Linked DNA regions of Homo sapiens: regions 1 and 3 are each linked to region 2. A link is a loop called in an ENCODE intact Hi-C map of the cell type or tissue named here. Cell type or tissue: IMR-90. All regions are shown on one strand. Each heading gives the region's core, and the rest is flanking DNA. Links, peaks and the distances in the headings are about the cores only. Region 1 overlaps RAPGEF4 (Rap guanine nucleotide exchange factor 4). Region 2 has its middle 25 kb from the start of RAPGEF4. Region 3 overlaps RAPGEF4 (Rap guanine nucleotide exchange factor 4).

The links. Hi-C counts contacts between places; a loop is a spot of excess contacts. Peaks named below come from ENCODE experiments on the same cell type or tissue, not always from the same donor. Only the 100,000 strongest peaks of a DNase experiment are listed, where the experiment ranks them.
Region 1: a loop joins it to region 2, with 2.8 times the contacts of the local background. A loop is called at or near these places in 5 of 110 quality-filtered maps.
Region 3: a loop joins it to region 2, with 2.4 times the contacts of the local background. A loop is called at or near these places in 4 of 110 quality-filtered maps.

What each region holds. Positions count from the first base shown.
Region 1 is chr2:172,780,864-172,787,014 of GRCh38, forward strand. The region is part of intron 1 of RAPGEF4 (Rap guanine nucleotide exchange factor 4); the gene reads left to right. Among named protein-coding and RNA genes, the nearest start is that of RAPGEF4-AS1, 48 kb to the left of the region's middle. In IMR-90, for the core only: a CTCF peak has its summit at 2,599 (motif pointing left); a DNase peak (open chromatin) is centred at 2,288; H3K27ac peaks cover 1,019 bases.
Region 2 is chr2:172,707,549-172,713,699 of GRCh38, forward strand. It overlaps a transcript of PDK1 not described here. Among named protein-coding and RNA genes, the nearest start is that of RAPGEF4, 25 kb to the right of the region's middle. RefSeq lists an enhancer at 5,531-6,088. In IMR-90, for the core only: a CTCF peak has its summit at 3,145 (motif pointing left); a DNase peak (open chromatin) is centred at 3,343.
Region 3 is chr2:172,944,266-172,950,416 of GRCh38, forward strand. All of the region lies in intron 6 of RAPGEF4 (Rap guanine nucleotide exchange factor 4), which reads left to right. Among named protein-coding and RNA genes, the nearest start is that of MAP3K20, 130 kb to the right of the region's middle. In IMR-90, for the core only: no CTCF peak of the experiment used is centred there; a DNase peak (open chromatin) is centred at 3,396; H3K4me3 peaks cover 187 bases; H3K27ac peaks cover 392 bases.

The DNA of each region.
Region 1 (6,151 bases), core at 417-5,416, 73 kb after region 2:
TTTTGATATACACCATCAAATTGCCCTCCACTGAATTTATATTTACATCTATTTACTGTGTATCTTTACACATTAAAAACATTTCACTTCTTTCATATTCATAACATCTATTGAAATTGAGGCTATTCATTCATAGGGTACATTCTTCTAACAACCAAAGACATCTTAGGGAAGAAATGAGAAGGCTTGTCACTCAATTGTGCATTGAAACTCAACAGTATTTTAGTACTATTTGAATATAGTATTGTTAAATAAAAGTTATTTAACAATAATTTTTGTTATTGATGGTAAGGCAGACTTTATTCAAAGGAAGTGTCAACTGAAGAATAACAATATTCATAAATTTAGAAAGGAAAATTTTACTTCTCAAAAAGAGTTGTAGCCTGCTAGGTGGCCCTTCTGGCAGGCTGGGAAGTGTAGCCTCCAGCCAGAAGCCAGAAACAGACACTTCAGTCAGAAGAATAAGACAGGGAAGGGCCAGGCATGGTGGCTCACGAGGGCAGGGTGTGGTGACTCACACCTGTAATCCCAGCACTTTGGGAGGCCAAGGAGGGTGGATCATTTGAACCTAGGAGTTTTAATTTTTAGCAGAGATGAGGTCTTGCTTTATTGGCCAGGCTGGTCTCTAACTCCTGGCCTCAAGCGATCTTCCTGCCTTGGCCTCCCAAAGTACTGGAATTACAGGTATGAGCCACCATGCCAACAACAGGACTTCTGATAAACATTCTTAAATTTCCAATGCTGCATTTATGTACAGTCGTCCTGGGGTACCCATGGGAGGATTTGTTCCAGGACCCCGCTTGGATACCAAAATCTGCAGACGCTCGAGACCCTGATATAAAATGGTGTAGTATTTGTGTTACATAACCTACCTACCTACACACACACACAACCTAATACAACACCTAATATATAACCTACACATACCCTCTGTAGATTACTTAATACAATGTAAACAGGATGCAAATAGTTGTTATACAGTGTAGTTTTAAAATTTGTACTATTTTGTATTGTATTGTTTTTTATTTATTTATTCAAAATATTTTCAATTTGTGGTTGGTTGATTCTTCAGACGCAGAACCCACAGATATGGAGGGCCAGCTGTACTCCTCTAAATTCAAGTCCCCGACTTCACACCTTCACCTACTTATTCTGTGGGTTCTTCAAGTTGTCACCAGGGTGGGCACCAGCAGCAGGTACTGGTGAACACCTGGGGAGGTGGCAAGATGCAAGGGGTGTTCCATGAATAGCTGGGATAAGATATACAAATAACTAATAAATAACTCATAAACTCATCATTAACTCATAAACTACTTCTTTCTTAAAGCTAGAGCTTCCTAACCAGCTGATTCAGTTGGAGAAAGTCTTTGTCAAACCTTCCCTGTTAAAAATGTGTTCCATGTGTTGCTAGTCCTGGCTGTGCATGCTGTGCCTTAGGTGGGCTGGGAGGGATAAAAGGCAGAGAATCACTGTTCCAGGTAAAGTTCTTAGTCGCTTCCCCTCCCGCCATGCTCAGTGTGCTTCCTTTTTTCCATGTTCTTTCTCTTCGAAGGGTCTCCCTCTAGTTACCCAGGAATAGAGAGAGCTAAGAGAAGACTGTCAGAAGGACCTGACTCAAGAGAGTCCCCTTCTCTAACTCTTTCAACCCAAAGCCCTCCGTGGGCTCTCCTACTATTTAGGGGCAACAGTGGCAATTTTTTAACAGAGTCATCTCAAATTTGAGTGTAGCACTAAGTACTACGAAATGATTTTTGAGAGCCTTTGCTTACTATGGTGAAAATTACACAGAGGAAAAAAAGCCATCAGTTGAAACCCATCCGGAAAGCATTTTAAAGAAGCCTCGGTTATCTGAGTCATCCCAGAAGTTGTTCTAAATTTTAAGGAGCCAAATGAAATTATTTTTTAACTTAATGCTAGTAGGGCAAGTGTATTTCAGAGGGACAATTATGGTAGACTTCTATTTTATGTGCTGTTTGGGATCCAATAAGCATCCCCGTTTGGCTGGGGTCTGGTGACCTGAGGCTGAGGGTGTGTGGTGGAGAGCCTTTGCCAAGCCTGATGATCCTCTACTGAGGTTAGATGCTCAGGAACAGTCAGAGGTTTTTGAAAAGGGGCTGTTAAAATTGGACAAGGCTGTACTTCGATTTCACATTGCATTTTAATTGTAACAAGACAAATTGCAACACTGTAGATCTGTTCAAAAAATTTTCCTCTCTCTCTTCACTTACAAATGCAGGGCTAAACATTCTTTAGATATTAGCAGGCCTGGTCTGGCCCTCTGCCTAATGATGGGGTTTTTCAACTCTCTGAATAGCCCTGAGCCTCAGATGTGGCATCTTATTCATCCATCGGCCGAGGACAGAGTGAGGACAGAGTGGTCGGGGAGGTGGAAGTATTTGGACCTTTTTATTGCTTTGCTTAAGGGCAAAATTGTGGTCTGCAGTGACCTCCAGTCACAACTTTCTTATCTCATTTGGGATCTTGAGGGAGCAGTTTCCTCTTCATTCTTTCACAGAGACATAAAAGCAAGCGGGTATGACTGCTAAACAAGGAGGCATTATGCCAGGAATTCACAGACTCCACGTGCTCTGCTCCCTAGTGGCGGCTGTGCAGGCCATGTTTCCAAAGGATCACAGGGGTCTTGGTGTGCCCTGTCTGACTGATGATCAATCTCAGCTGTGAGTGAAAAACTGCAATGGTCCCTGGGATCTCAGGCTCCTTCAAAGGGGTTTTTTTCTGAGAGTCACCCTGAATACTGACAAAGTCAAGAGCCTCAGCCGAGAGAGAACTTGGGCAGTTGATTGCCTTGAGGAGGTGCTTGCGTGTGTGTATGTATGTATCTCTGTAGGCATGTTTATGTGGGTATGTATATGGGTATCTGTGTGTGTGTATGTGCTTGTGTGTATGTGTGAGTGTGTGTGTGTGTGTGTGGTGGGAGTGGGTGTGTGAGTAGGAAACTCACAGGGAGAGGAGTTAGGAGAGCAGATCTCTAGGGAGAGGGGCCACAGTGATGCACCAAAGTTTTCGGATGAAATGACCAAACAATGTTGGTGCTGTAGTCATAAAAAAAGAAATGAGAAGAAACTGAGTTTAAGGAGATTTTACAGTAATGCCTTCATGAAGTCTTTTTAGAAATTTCATCTGTACGTGAAGTCTCTTTCTCTCCTGGATTCCCATTCTCTTCTTTCCCATTTCCATTGTGCTACTTACCACATTTCACCTTGATACTTGCTGTAGATGTACGTATCTCTGTATCTCTCTTACCCATTTTTAACTTTGTGTGTGCAGGGACCATGATCTTTATATCACCCGAGTACTTTATTCGCCTGTCATACAGATGATACTCAGTAACGAACTATAGAAATGATTCCTGAGCCTGGAGCGGTGGCTCACGCCTGTAATCCCAGCACTTTGGGAAGCTGAGGCAGGCGGATCATGAGGTCTGGAGATCGAGACCATCTTGGCTAACACATTGAAACCCCATCTCCACTAAAAATACAAAAAATTAGCCGGGCATGGTGGCAGGCCCCTGTAGTCCCAGCTACTCAGGAGGCTGAGGCAGGAGAATGGCTTGAACCCAGGAAGCAGAGCTTGCAGTGCGCCGAGATCGTGCCACTGCACTCCAGCCTGGGCAACAGAGCGAAACTCTTAAAAAAAAAAAAAAAAAGATCCCTGAAAGTATAGTCTTCATACTCAGTAAATACTTGCAGATTGAGTGCATTTTCAACACCTTTCTGAATTTTGTTGACATTGTTGGAAAAACTTGTAATTAGGAAAGAGTAAACATTTCAGTATTCTAAGTGGTTAATAATCATATAATTAAAATAATAACATAAGTGGTAAACATCTTGAGTTTCAAAGACTTTTGCTATATCCATGTCATCACTGACATTATAAATACATGATTTTAGCATACTAATAGTCACCTAACTTCTGTGTCTAAATGTGTGTAAAATGAGATTCTATTTTTTTTTTTTTTGTGACGGAGTTTTGCTCTTGTTGCCCAGGCTGGAGTGCAATGGTGCAACCTCAGCTCACCACAACCTCCACCTCCCGGGTTCAAGTGTTTCTCCTGCCTCAGCCTCCCGAGTAGCTGGGATTACAGGCATGTGCCACCACACCCGGCTAATTTTGTATTTTTAGTAGAGATGGGGTTTTGCCATGTTGGTCAGGCTGGTCTTGAACTCTTGACCTCAGGTGATCTGCCCGCCTTGGCTTCCCAAAATGCTGGGATTACAGGCGTGAGCCACTGTTCCCAGCCAAAATGGAATTCTTAATACCTGTTTTATCTAACAGGGCTGCAATGATCAAAATTTTCAGTAAGTGTCAAGGCCCTTTGAAAAGCTAATAGTGTTATAAAAAGATTGAGATTGTAGAGTACATAGTATTTAAGATCTTAACTGTTGTTATAGAGAAAAAACACAATGCACACCTATCCATAAAACCTCTAAAAGGCATGGAAAAATTTTAGTATATGTTTTTAAGCACTTTACTTATTGCTTTCTTGAGATACTTTTTAAAAAATGTCTTGGTGGCTAATAATGATGATGACGACGGTGGTACTAGAAATACCTTCTGTAGCCTTTTATAATTGATAAAGCTCACATGCATTATCTCAGATTTGACAGTTCTTCACTGGAGGAGATGAGCAGCTCTTTGCAATGCTAAATTACTGTTAAAAAGAGTCAAACTGAACCTTAAAGTCATTCTAATGCATATATATTAAGTGAACATTACACTCAATGTTTTGAAATACATTTACTGATTTTCCAAAGACGTCTGAAAATTTAAAAAACATATTGAGGTAGTTGAGCATTATATACATTCCTATAAGATGACAGTGTTATCATAGTCTGCTAATGTGGTCCATTTCTTGGCCAAGCTTTTTCTTTATAATTATGGGAAGGCACTGGGCAGAGAGCAGTTCTGCCTCCCTCCCCCTTTCTCTCCACTTCTTCTTCCTGCACCCCTCATGTGTGTTGGGTGTTGGAATCTGCTGTCCCAAGAGGTCCCCAGAAGCTGTGGCAGAAGTTGCCACTAAGGGGTCTACTCAGCTGATTGATGAAGGCGGTGGGCACTCTCCACGGTAAAGGGTTTGCAAATATTGACTGTCAGATAGCCAAGCAACGGAAGTCATCGAGGGGACAATGTTTCTTACTGATTTATGGTTATTGTGTGTTCTTTCCCACAAATGCCTTTGTGTTCTTATTTTGTGCTCCACCTAACTCAGGAACTGGCTAATTAGTTCCTAGATAATCCAGAGTTGACTGAATTAAAATTTAAGAGCACAGCAGATGTCCACATTGCATAATGCAGGTGGACAGCACCTGGAATCCAGAACCTTTGCTATTGCCTGGATGCCTGACTTTGATAGTTTCCATATTCAACTACCGTGTGTAGTAAAACAAGGTCCAGCCCTGAACCTTGTTGGTACTCGTATTACAGTCCTTATTATACTATATTCTAATTTTGGTTGATTCCATTTGCCACTAGATTGTGAGCTCCTCGTGGATACTGTTGGCATTTTGCTCATCTTTATACTTCCAGATTAAGGTGCCTAATGTATAGTAGTAAAGCAGTATAGTTTACTGAGTGAATAAATAAAATGAATGAGCATTCATGAAAGGATGTGTTCGGTGAATGGAGAGCCATTTAAAATGTCATAGATTTCATAAATTTCTCTGGTGTCTACGTCTCCTGAAGGAAAAAAGAATGGTTTTAACACTTATTTATAGGCCAGGTGGTAATTAAGAATTGACTCAGAGCTTTGGGAGGCCAAAGTGGGAAGACTGCTTGAGGCCAGAAGTTCGAGACCAGCCTGGGAAATATAGAGAGACCTTATCTCTACAAAAAATTTTCAAAATTAGCTGGATGTGGTGGCATGTACCTGTAGTCCCAGCTTCGTGAGAGTCTGATGCAGGAGGATTGCTTGAGGTTAGGAGTTTGAGGCTTTGGTTCACTATAATCATGCCTGTATATGGCCACTGTCCTCTAGCCCAGACAACATAGCAAGACCGCCATCTCTAAAAAAATAAAATAAACTTAACTTTAAAACCCTATTCCTGGCTGGAAGCAGTGGCCCACATCTGTAATTCTAGCACTTTGGGAGGCCAAGGCGGGTGGATCACCTGAGGTCAGGAGTTCAAGACCA
Region 2 (6,151 bases), core at 778-5,777:
TGGGATATACAAGACTAAAGCAAAACCCGGGAACTCACAGCTGTGTCATTCCCTGGGTCCTGAGGTCCCTGACCAGTCTGTCTTCTTCACTCCACCTTTCAGAATCTTATGTTCGTTTTATATATAATGTTCAAGGTTTTGGGTTATACATAGAGGGAGGAATAGGGAAAAGTATGTCTACTCCATCTTCCCAGAAACAAAAGTCTTGAGAATTGTGTGTTAATAGTTATTTTCTGAAAACCATTGACTTATAACTAGGGACCACACATTTGTTGTAGGGATCTTCATTTGTTAGAAAATAGAAATGTTTGCTTAAAGTTCTAAAGTTTCCACAGAAAAATGGAATTTACAAATCCACATTATACTAACTATGACAATTCTCCAACCAGTATATAAGAACTGTGGAGGAGGGAAGCAGAGTGCTTAGGGAGTGGGGAATACATGGAGGATAAAACCATTTAGAAAAATGACCAGCCAGGCGTGGTGGCTCACACCTGTATCTCAGCAGTTTTAGAGGTCGAGGTGAGTAGATTGCTTGAGTCCAGGAGTTCAAGACCAGCCTGGGAAACATGGTGAAACCCTGTCTCTACAAAAAATTAGCTGGGCATAGTGCACCTGTAGTCCCAGCTATTCGGGAGGATGAGGTGGGAGGATCACCTGAGCCTGGGTGGTAGAGGCTGCAATGAGCAATAATTGTGCCACTGCAGTCCAGCCTGGGCGACAGAGTGAAAAAAAAAAAAGAAAAATTGCCAACAGGATTTAGTGATAGATAATTAAATTAAAACTATGGTTGCTAGTAACTCTAAGGAAAACAAAAACTTGGTTTTTGTTGATATTTAAATTGTCATAATACTATAATTGCTTTAACTGTAGGGGGAGGATAGTAGCAAGAGGAGTGTGCAAGCACATGTGTGGCTTGGTTTAAGAGAGTTAAATCATCAACTATTTTAATAGTTTCTCACGAAATAATGACAAAAAAGATAAATTAAGAAATAGCAGTATACATATATCATTGGGAAATATGGAAATAAATCCTGGGAAAAACAGCCAAAATAATTGATACAGGTTGAGTATTCCTTATCTGAAAGGCTTGGGATCAGAAGTGTTTTGGACTTCAGATTTTTTTGATTTCGAAGTATTTGTACATATATATAATATGAAAAACCCTAGGGATGGGACCCAAGTCTAAACACAAAATTTATTTATGTTTCATATTCACCTTATACATATAGGCTGAAGGTAATTTCATTTTTCCCTTGGGAATGCTGAATAAACTAGTGTTGTCCACCTGTGTTTTGACTGGGACCCATCGCATGAGGTCAGGTATGGAACTTTCCGTCTGTGGCATCATGTTGGTGTTCAGCAAGTTTCAGATTTTGGAACATTTTGCACTTTGGATTTTCAGATTAGGTATGCTCAACCTGTAATTGATAGCTGCAGTCAGAGATGGGACAAAAAGACAGCTGATAAAGAGATTTGTTGTTTCTCTCTCTCTCTCTTTTTTTTGTAGCCATTTAGCACTATGTTTTTAAACCTTTGCAGGTATAATGATGTCATAAAATAAAAATTAATTGGAAAATAGTTAAGGGTATTTAAAAAACAGTAGATGGATAAAACAATACATCTACTACCACCACCACCCTAAGCCATCTTTTCTCCTGGAGTCCTAGCCTCTCGTCTTGTGGGACCATCTCTCCTCACAACTTGCTTTCAGCTATTTCAGCTCCTCTCAGTTCCTCAGCCCCTCACTATTTCAAAAACTCAAACATCTTATTTTTCTTATTCAGAGAAATATATATTCTTGTATTTCATCAAAGTCATCCCTGAGTGCTAAGTGAGTCCACCTACCAAATGACCCATCAATATGTTTTGTTGAAAAAAGAAATGAAGTTAGTTCTGTTAGGGAAAAGGAAAGGCAACGCTCATCCCAAATAAGTTTGCTGTCAGTCTTGAAGCTAATTCTTGCTTAATTTCAGCAAACTTTTCATACATTCTTTGTGAGGGTGGATGTGGAAAATACAGGTAGTCCTTGCTCGAATGGTTACATTGTGTATCAATTTCAGTTACCACCATTCAGTTAAATAACAGCAGTCACCCAACGGCACAATTCAAATTTCAGTTACCATGGCATACTAACTGTGAGAAATTGCATAAAGTGCCAACTTTGCTGCTAGCTCTTAGTTCACAAGTCACTATGTAAATAACGGATATGCATCAATGATCAGCAACTGATCACATCACTTCTTCCAGTCTGTTCCTGATGGGTCACGGTGCATCTGTTATTCAATTCAGTGATGGACAGCAATGGTAGTATGGTCTTCTTATCGCTCAGTGATAAACCCACATGACATTTTACAAAAATGAATAACTGAAAAAGACAGTTTGCCAACAAAGACGAAATTGCAGTAAAGAAAAAAAAAGTGATAATACTGCAAATGAAATTTGAAGTGAACATAATGAAGTTATAGAGGAAATCGCTGACCCTGGGAATGTTGACCCTGCTACCACTGGAGAGATTCTGGGTATGCAGCCAGGGGAACTTAGTGCAGGTGAACTCATGACGTAAGTGACGAAAGTGGCTGTGAGGAAATGGATGAAGGTGTGCCAGAGGAAGCGATGCTGGAAAAAACTTTCACGGTAAAGGCACTCTTAGAGATACTTCACCACATCCAAAATGCAAAGGGTAACATGTTGGAAGCTGATCCAAATTCACAAAGGAGTATGACAATCAGCTGAGACATGTGAAAGATGCTTGTTTCCTACCATGAGTTCTGCAACAAGAAGACTGAAAGCATAATTCAAAGTACTCTTAATATATTTTTCACAAAGAAATAAAACACTTTCATTCCAATGTTTCTTATATTTTAAATTACAATGTGCTAAATAACATGCTAGTTTTAGTATTTTTTCATTTCCTTATACATGTATAAGTTTTAATGTTTTGACATTTCCTTATACATATACAAAGTTTTAATGTTTTGACAACAATTATTAAAGGTCAGGAAAGTTATGAAGATTGCTTTGCATGGTTTAGGCATGCACAGTCCTTTTTATGGTCCTGCACTACTGGGCAAAGCAAGGACTGGCTGTAAAGGAAATTAAGAAATTCATGTTTTCCTTCTTTTCTCTATACCAGCCTGCCCTCTGCTGGAGGTGCCAGAGATCAGTGAAATTGTCAGACTGTCAAGCTACAGACAGGTAGTTCTCAACCTTTTATTCTTTTCAGCTCTACCCCTTTGCTGCCACCCTAGAGGAAGCAAAACATTCCCATGCAAAAGCAAGGATGCTCTAATTCTCAGTCGAGTGAGTCATTATATCCACATTGTGGAGAAGGCTCTCATGCCACTAAACAATTACATCACGTAACTAAATTCTCTCAATGTGATTCTGTGCTCTGAGTGTAACCTGATACAAGCCTATTATTGGAAAGCACATTGGAAGTTATTTAGTCCAACTGGTGGCTATGCCAACTTTCACTGCAAAACTAAAATTTTTCCTAGGTTGTAAATGAGAGCTTAGAGAGCATCCTCTTTAAGCCTAGATTGGAATTTTGACTATGCCAAATTTCCCCTGACATTTTCTTCTCTTATTCCATTCCAGCAATTGTCCTCACTGGCTGGACAATTTACTTCTAGAAATGTTTAGCATTAATAGTGACATAAAGATGTCTCTTGTGACCAACAGAAAGAGCCATAGTGTGTCAGTGTGTTTCCAGAACTTTCAGATCTGCTTCCAAACTATTTTAGTTCAGAGATAGTGCATTAATCTCCTCTTCCACTCTGTCCCTACCTTCCACCCTCACAGTTTACATTTCCAAATAAAGTAACAATTCTTTGCCCAGCAGTTTAGTACAAGCAGTTTAGGTCCGCAGGAAATGCTTAATAAATAATGGTTAAATGTGTGAATAAACTAATATATTTCCATTCCTTAATGGAAGCAACCAAAGTTATCACATGGTAATGAGAATAGGAATTTGGATGCAGGCAAATTGTGCATCTATAAATTTATAGAAGGCTGTCAAGACAGCTCTCTATGGCTGGGTACAGTGGCTTACACCTGTAATCCCAGAACTTTGGGAGGCAGAGGCTGGTGAATCCCTTGAGTCCAGGAACTCGAGACCAGTCTGGGCAACATAGTGAAATGCTGTCTCTACATAAAAATTAAAAAATTAGCCAGGCATGGTGGTGCAGGCCTTTCGTCCCAGCTACTCGGGAGGATAAGGTGAGAGGATCACTTGAGCCCGAAAGGTTGAGGCTGCAGTGAGCTGTAATTGTACCATTGCACTCCAGCCAGGGCAACAGAGTGAGAACCTAGCTCAAAAAAAAAAAAAAAAAAAAAAAAAAAAGAGTTCCCTTTGCTCAAAAGGAGAGGAAGAGATTATAGAACATTTAGGAATATGTTCTTATCTGTCTTATATTTTTGTTGTTGTTAAAAGATGTTACATATATATTAGTTACATATATTTACATATATAATGTACATATATTTACGTTTATTTGCATATAGAGTCATATTAAGACTGTTAAGGTTATAGGTTTAAAAGACTAGGTTAGAAACTATTGTCTTAAACCTCTAAGATTCTGAATTGTCTGTTTTGTTAGAACCCATGGGTTTTCAGTTTCCCCTGTAATAAATTGTAACAAATATAAAAAGAACAAGATAAGTGAGTACTTTTATTTCTAACCTGCAATAGTTCACAAGTAATTTAACATATAATGTGGCTTTTACTATTATTGTTGTCATGGGATCCTTAGGTTGTCACTTCACCAGCCAGGAACCTCTGTGGCTGTCGGCACCTTTGCCCGAGTTTTGCTTGGGCCGCTGGGCTCTTTCTGCTCTCTTGGCCTCGCAGGCTTCACTTGGCTTTCGCTACTGGCTCCGATCCCATGGCTGCCAAGGGCAAGCTAGGCACAGGGCGGTGAGGGGTGTGTGAGCGAGCACGGGGTCCAGCCACTGCACACAGCCAGGCATGCTAGCTGCGGTGGGGTGGGCAGTTCCAGGTGCCGGCATGAGTGCTGGCTTCCTGCTAGGCTGTGGTTGGACCAGGTGTACTGCAAGCGGCTTCCACTGTGGACACCCGGGAATGCAGTGGCACCTGAAGCTTGGAGATACCAGGAACCACAGAGCCCCAAAGAGGGTGTCACAGCCGTGGCTTGGGGAACTCCTAGATCTGGGCTTCCCAAAGAGCTGCAGCTCTTCTCTCCTTGTTGCCCACAATGTGGCAAGCAGGGGTGGAGGGTGTGTTTTGGGCCTGTTTGTGTTACAGCTCTTTCAGTCCCAGCATTCAGCAGGTCCCAAGTTCTTGTCCCACATCCAGGAAGAATGAGGTATGCAGATAACTGCAGGGTGAGCAAGGTGAAGAGGTGCTTTATTGAGCAGCAGTTCAGCTCTCAGGAGACCCAAAGTGAGTAGCTCCTTTCTGCAGGCAGGCTGTCCGAATGTCTCTGTAGCCATCAGCAGAGAGGAGACCTGGTGTGGGTAGCTCCTATCTGCAGGCAGGTCTTTCTGATGTCTCTGCAGTCCTCAGTGGAGAGGAGACCTGGAGTACCTGGAGTGGGTAGCTCCTATCCACAGGCAGGTTGTACAGAGTGTACAGCTCTCACTGGAGAGGAGACTCATGGTGGGTAGCTCCGCTCTGCAGGGAGGTCGTCCTGCCATCTGTCCAAGTCCGGGATTTTATGGGCTTCAGAGAGGAGGACCTATGTGCTGATTGGTCCATGAGCAGCCATGTGTGGGCTTGGAAAAAGTACTGTAAGTTTTCACTCCAGTCCGTGGAACTGGCAGCCTGGTCCCCAGGCTTCAGGTGGGGTTTTATGGGGGACTAGCTCCTTTCTGCCCAGGAGCCTGTCTGCCCCCTGCCACTGTTCATGGTGCCCAGGCTGTTCGAGCTGAGGGATGCCTCCAGGCCCGTGCCGAGCTGCCCACAGTGCCCCCTTGGCCACTCTCTCATGCTTGTTGGTGCCCAAAGTCTGGAGGGGGCCGAGGAGGCAGGGGGCTGGCGTGTCAGCACTGTCCTGAGCATGTGCACACCCAGCCCGGTTGTGACAGCACCTGGGCTTGGTCACAACTTTGCTTTGAAATTGGAGCGGGTGCTGGGAGCAGGGAGAGGCCAGGCAACGCGGGCAGGCACTTCTGTGCCTGTGCGGACAGG
Region 3 (6,151 bases), core at 742-5,741, 240 kb after region 2:
GTTTATGCGATAAGACAGTCATGTATTGAAAGTTCTGTCTTTGTTTGGAAGAGATTTGCTTTAAAATGCAGCCCACCATTTTGAAAGTCCTAAGGGGCAGAAAGCAGAGATTTGTAGTGTTTCCATGTTAGGTAGAGATAGAGGCAAGAAAACAGGTAAGCAGTGGAGTCCTCTTATTATCTTGGGCAAGTGCCCAGGGTGAGCCTGTGTCCTAGCACAGCGAGTCATGACTGACTACCTTCCCACACTTCGGCTGTTTCTGTTTCATGGCTGCAAAACCCAACACTTCCAGAATCTGGAGCCTCACATAAGGGAAGCAGATGGGATTGAGATACTTGGAGATTTCTCTCAAAACAGGCTGATCTTAGAGTGATTAACCCCAGTCTGACTGAAAGCTTTAATCAAGGGGCTGTTGTAGCTGTGTCATCTTCAGCTGAACATTTCCCCTTTCTCGAAGAGATACTGTGAAAATCTGTCCTGAGGGTGAGCTACAATCCTCGTCGTACTTCCAAAAAAAATTATGTCCACAGTTTAAGTTCCTAGTCAATAAAAGAACACAAGAACATTTGATTCCTTCTCATTGTACTTGCAGATGTTGCAAGTATGTCTAAACCTTTCAAGTTACTTTGAATAAAAAAACTGTGACCTCCAGGTAGAAATGCCAGGTTTCTAAAGTATGCGTGAGCCTCCATCAGCTCATTATTGTGGGTTTTTTTTTCTTCTTATACACATTCTTGGAAATTAGAAAAATACAGAAAGGGGAAGGGAGGAAAATATGAGTGAAATCAAATTTTAGAACTTAATATATCATGCTACTTATTTCTTTGGCCTTTTAGAATACTGTTGGCATATCTAATTGAAACCATCATCTGTACTAGGGCAACTTGATGATAAAAGAAAACAAAACTATGTTTAGGGAACCTGGTTTATGAACCTGATCTGAAATGAACTTGATATTTTATGTAGTATGCTACTTTTCTGATTTGCTTCCATATTTTATATGGTATGCTTTTAGGACTTTGATCATGTTTGTTTTGATGAGCCTTGCAAAGGCTTAAAAGGTTTCTTGAAAACATCAATAGGTTTTTGCTATTCCAGGAATTTTGCCAAACCTAGATCAAATATACTACTGCCCTCAGGTTTCTGAGTCCTTAAAGGTTATCAGAATTATTTGTTTGTATATTCTTGTCCTGTATTTGTACTAAAATTATGTTTATTGTAGCTTTTGCCTACTAGATTGTTTGAGGTAGAAAAAAGTCTTTTACAATTTTCAATCAATACAGATAAATACGCTCACATGCAGAGGACTATACAAAAGTCAATCGAGTGCATTATTTTTAATTCAAAGTGTAGGACAAAGACCTTTTTTTCATGGTAATTATTTTACCTTTCCCAACTGGGAGTTACTATGCTATTAAAATAATGGCCTAAGGCAGTTTACATAGCATGCATTTAAATATTAAGAGAATCTATTTGTGTTTTTCTGTTGGACATTTTTGTCTTAATTGATCTATTTCTTCCACATTAATATGTATTAGTCTTAATAAAGACACTGGCTATGTTCAAGTGGCCAAAGATAGACCACTTTTCTAAGAGTTTATTCAGAAGAAATATCTCATCCAAAGTTACCTTCAATGCAAGCTTCACAATTTGACAATGTGCATTTGGAACCATAATCCCTGGCCTGGGTTTTCTACTTCAGGGAATTGATTCTGAGAAGATAATTCCAAATATGAGTGGGTAAGGGGAACTTTTGGCCTAAGTTTATAGCATATTAATACTACTAGCAAATCATTAAAAACTTAAAGGCACATTGACAAAAAAAATGTTAAATTATGCTGTATACATTTAAAGGAATTTTGATGGTTACAAAGAGTTTATAGCAACATGTAAAATTGCTTATGATTTAGCATTATGTAAAAAGGAAAGATACAAAATTTTATATAAAGTATGATTACACTTCAGTTAAAAATAAAACAAAACCCACACTTAGAAACAGGGGCTGAATATTAATATTCCAAAATATTAACACAATTATCTTTGACTGGTTGGTTTTGGAAGATTAAACTTTTTTATACTTTCCAATAAGCATGCATTATATGTAATGGAAAAATAGGAAAAGGTAGAAACCTATACCTGAGTATATGCCTTTACTACAATTGATAATCTGATTCTCTGTATCTATTCTTAACAATGGTGAATTTTTATCATCACATATACTGTCTTCCTACACTTTCTCTCACCTCCTCCCAACTCCAGCTGTAGGCTACAGCCAGACTAGGGGACTCACAATGCCTTAAACTCCCGTCTGTGTGACTTTGGCTCCAGCCTGCAATTCCATCTGCTCTCTCACTATCAAGCCCTGTTCATCCTAAAGACCCTGTTCAAATCCCACCTCCTCTGGGAAGATTCCTTGAACCACCCTGGACAACTGTTGCTCTTCCCTTCTTCCCCCAACACAAACCTTCTGACTCTATAAAATACTTGTGTATATGTAAAACGGTTCCACCGGATGTGCCTTTCATCATTTTGGGCCAGCCAACAGAGGAGGCATGGGCATCCCTCTGACCTTGAGAAGCCCCACCTGCTGATTTATCAGTGCTGACACTGACAGGTGACAAGTGGGTAACGACTACCTATAAAACTGTATGCATTTTTCTGACTGTTCATTACCTTAACTTAAAAAGTCAACTGTAGAGATTCTGCAACATGTATCATTAAATGTGCTTCACTTATTCTGAATTTAATACATTGCCTAAACGTATTTGTGAAAATTTCTGAGACTTGACATTCAGCTTGTACCTCCAGAAGCCTCTGGTTGTCTATTGACAACTGTGTGTTGTTAAGACTCAAATCATTGGGCTTCCTAAGGGTTAAATCTAGGAAGAATGTGATCATGTTATATTTGCAATGAAATATGTGAATAAATAGGATACATTAATATTTTATTCCATGATCTGCTAGGAAAATATATGCTTTGGCAGGTACAGCTAGTATTTAAATAAAATAGCTGTAAAACATTTAATAACATATGGACTTCAATACTTTTTTTGTTTTGATTTTTCCTGTGTTTACATACTTTTGAGGGTGTTGGTGGTGTTTTACGTAGTAGTAGATAGTTGACATTTGCAATCAGTATTCTTAGACATTTCCAGAATCGCTGAAGGAATGAATATTACTAAAAATGCTGCATGCTCTGCTAGGCTCACTGTCTAGCCAGGTAACCTCCTGCTGAAGACTCCCCTCTGTGGAGGTCGGTGGTGGTAACATTTTTTTTCTGGGTGTCTTTCATGCATACAAGCATATATGCATTCTCTTTTTTCCTTCGAGTCATTCCTAAAGGAAAATTGCTGCATGTTGGGCTGTAGATCAGGATTACATATGAGTAAGTGCTACTCAAATGTTTTTATAAACTTCAAAATTCCAAGGTTTCCTTTACTTTTTTGTATGACTCATCTGTATAAGAGAGGGTTGGTAAGTACTTTCTTAAATTTTTTTTGATAAGAAGTTCTAAATCAAGCTTTTTCTTCTGAGTTTTCATTAAAGAATATATATACATAGAATATACATGTAAAAAAAAGTGCACACATCATTTAGGTCAGTACATTTTCACAAATGCAGTCATATAAACAGCATTTAGATCAAGAAACAGAATGTCACCACCACCCCAGAAGCCTACCTCATGTTTCCTTCTAGCCACTCCCCACTATCCTGCCTTCCAAGGGTATAGTAATCTGTTTTTATGCTTTATATCAGTGAAATCATCTGGTGTATACCTTTTGTATCCAGCTTCTCTCATTCAGCATTCGGTTTGTGAGATTTATCCACATTGTTGCATGCAGGTGTGAATTGTTTTCTCTCATTCCATTATGGGACTACATGATGTATTGTTCATTCTGTTGGTGGTGGGCTATGGTGAATAGCACTGCTCTGAACATTTTAGTATATGTCTTTTAGTGAATGTATGTACAATATTTTTGTTGGGCTTTTATGTGGCAGTAGATTTCTGAGGTGTTAGGAATGTGCTTGTTCAGGTTTATGTTCTATATATGGACTTCCAGAAGTCCATTTACCTCTGAAATTATAAGCACAATTTTAGATATATGTATGTGCATACCATAACTTCTAGGTAATTCTTAGAAGTGTCCCAAAAACAGTCAGAAATACTTATCAAAACAACGAAGCCTCAAAACTGGTTTTGTGTCTATCTAGGGAAAAATAAGAGGAAGTCAAGATGGTGGAGAAGTATGTTTTCAGGATCCAAGACAGTCTGTTTTCTAGAACTTCCTTGATCTAAAGGAAATATAAAGGTGTCCACTTGAAATTAATGTGTTTTCCCATGGAATACTATGCAGCCATAAAAAAGAATGAGATCCTGTCTTTTGCAGGAACATGGTTGGAGCTGGAGGCCATCATCCTTAGCAAACTAATGCAGGAACAGAAAACCAAATACTGCATGCTCTCACTTTAAGTGGAAGCTAAATGATGAGAATACATGGACCCACAGAGAGGCACAACACACACTGGGGCCTATTGTAGGGTAGAGGGTAGGAGGAGGGAGACGATCAGGAACAATAACTAATGGGTACTGGGCTTAATACTTGGGTGATTAAATCCTCTGTACAACAAACTCCCATGACACAAGTTTACCTATATAACAAACCTGCATATGTACCCCTGAACTTAAAAGTTTTTAAAAAGAAAGAAATTAATATATCTTCTGTCCAACCTAAAATACCTTAGTGCAGATTTGAACTGAAGGGAAATGTTATTCCTAGGCAGGAAAAAGCAAAAGTAAAATAGTTCACAAATTAATTTCCAACATCCAGTAAACTTAGCCTTTTCATATCTAACCATGAAGAGCAAAACTGGAATTTCAGAAATGAAAAGAGGAAAAATTCTTTTCATGCCACTTCCAGCTAAAAACTCCTCAGAGATTTCTCTACATATTAATCAAATAAATATTTAATGAACAATCTGTATGCACAAAGCACCGCAGGGATTCTGAGATAACAAAGACACAATTTTTTAAGGACTTCATGTAGTACTTGGAGAAACAGATATATCAATAACTGTGGTATAAGCAATGAAATATTTACTGTAATGGAGATTCAGGAAATGCAGAAAGGTCCTGAGGGTGCACTCAGGATATGACTGGTGTCTGGCGGAAATATATCCCATAGATCCCTCAAAATCAAGAAAATCAGGAATACCCTAACCCGATCAATAATCTCCCTTTCAGTTGTTTCATCTGATGCATTGATTATGAATCTTCAAAGACCAAGGATGAGAAAAGTCACCTGTAGTGTGCTATATTTTTTAAAGCAGTTTCTATAGCTTCTCAGATTGTTTCAGTAGGTGTGTCTCTAATTGAGCCAATCTCATTTTTAAACATCTTGTAACCCAAACCTAGGATTATAATTAACTTAGTATCATTTACCAGAATAGTGTCCTTTGAACTCTGACAAATCAGATGAGCACAACAGATGACATTCTCAAATGTCCATGAAATAAACTGATGTTTGCACAGGTATTTTTATTCAAACTAGAATTACATAACATGGTAAATCATTATATGTTATTATTTATAGGGTGTTATTGTAAGTTTGTTACTGTGACATAGTTTTAAGGATGTATCTACTGTATGCCCAATGGGCTTGAGAAAATACTTCCAAAGTTTTGAGAAATGGAAACTTGCCTTTCTATCAGGGTATCTGAGATAGCTGTAATCTTGTTAGATGTTATACACTGTAAATATGCATGCTTGTAATATTTATAAATTTGTTCTCTATACTTAGGTTTTAACATCCCAGGTTAGTAGACATTTCTTCTGCTTTTCTGGTGGGGAGAGAATGCTAACTTTGATTGGGATTTTTCAAACTTTAGAAATCTGGCCTTCCTGAACACAATTAAAGCCCAAGCTTGTGACCCAAACTCTGCCATCCTTTACAGAATCCAATTCCTTGATGAGGGCGGTAGGGGAGGGGCTGGGTTTCTGGGGTCCAATGTGTGCACTTTGGGAGTCTCAGTGGTACCCAGTGGCGGGGGCCGTGGGGCTTGGCCAAGGTGACCCTGTTCTGCCTCAAGTAGTTAGAATAAGGATAAGGATTGATCCATTCAGCAAATACTGAAATCACGCTATTGAGATTTA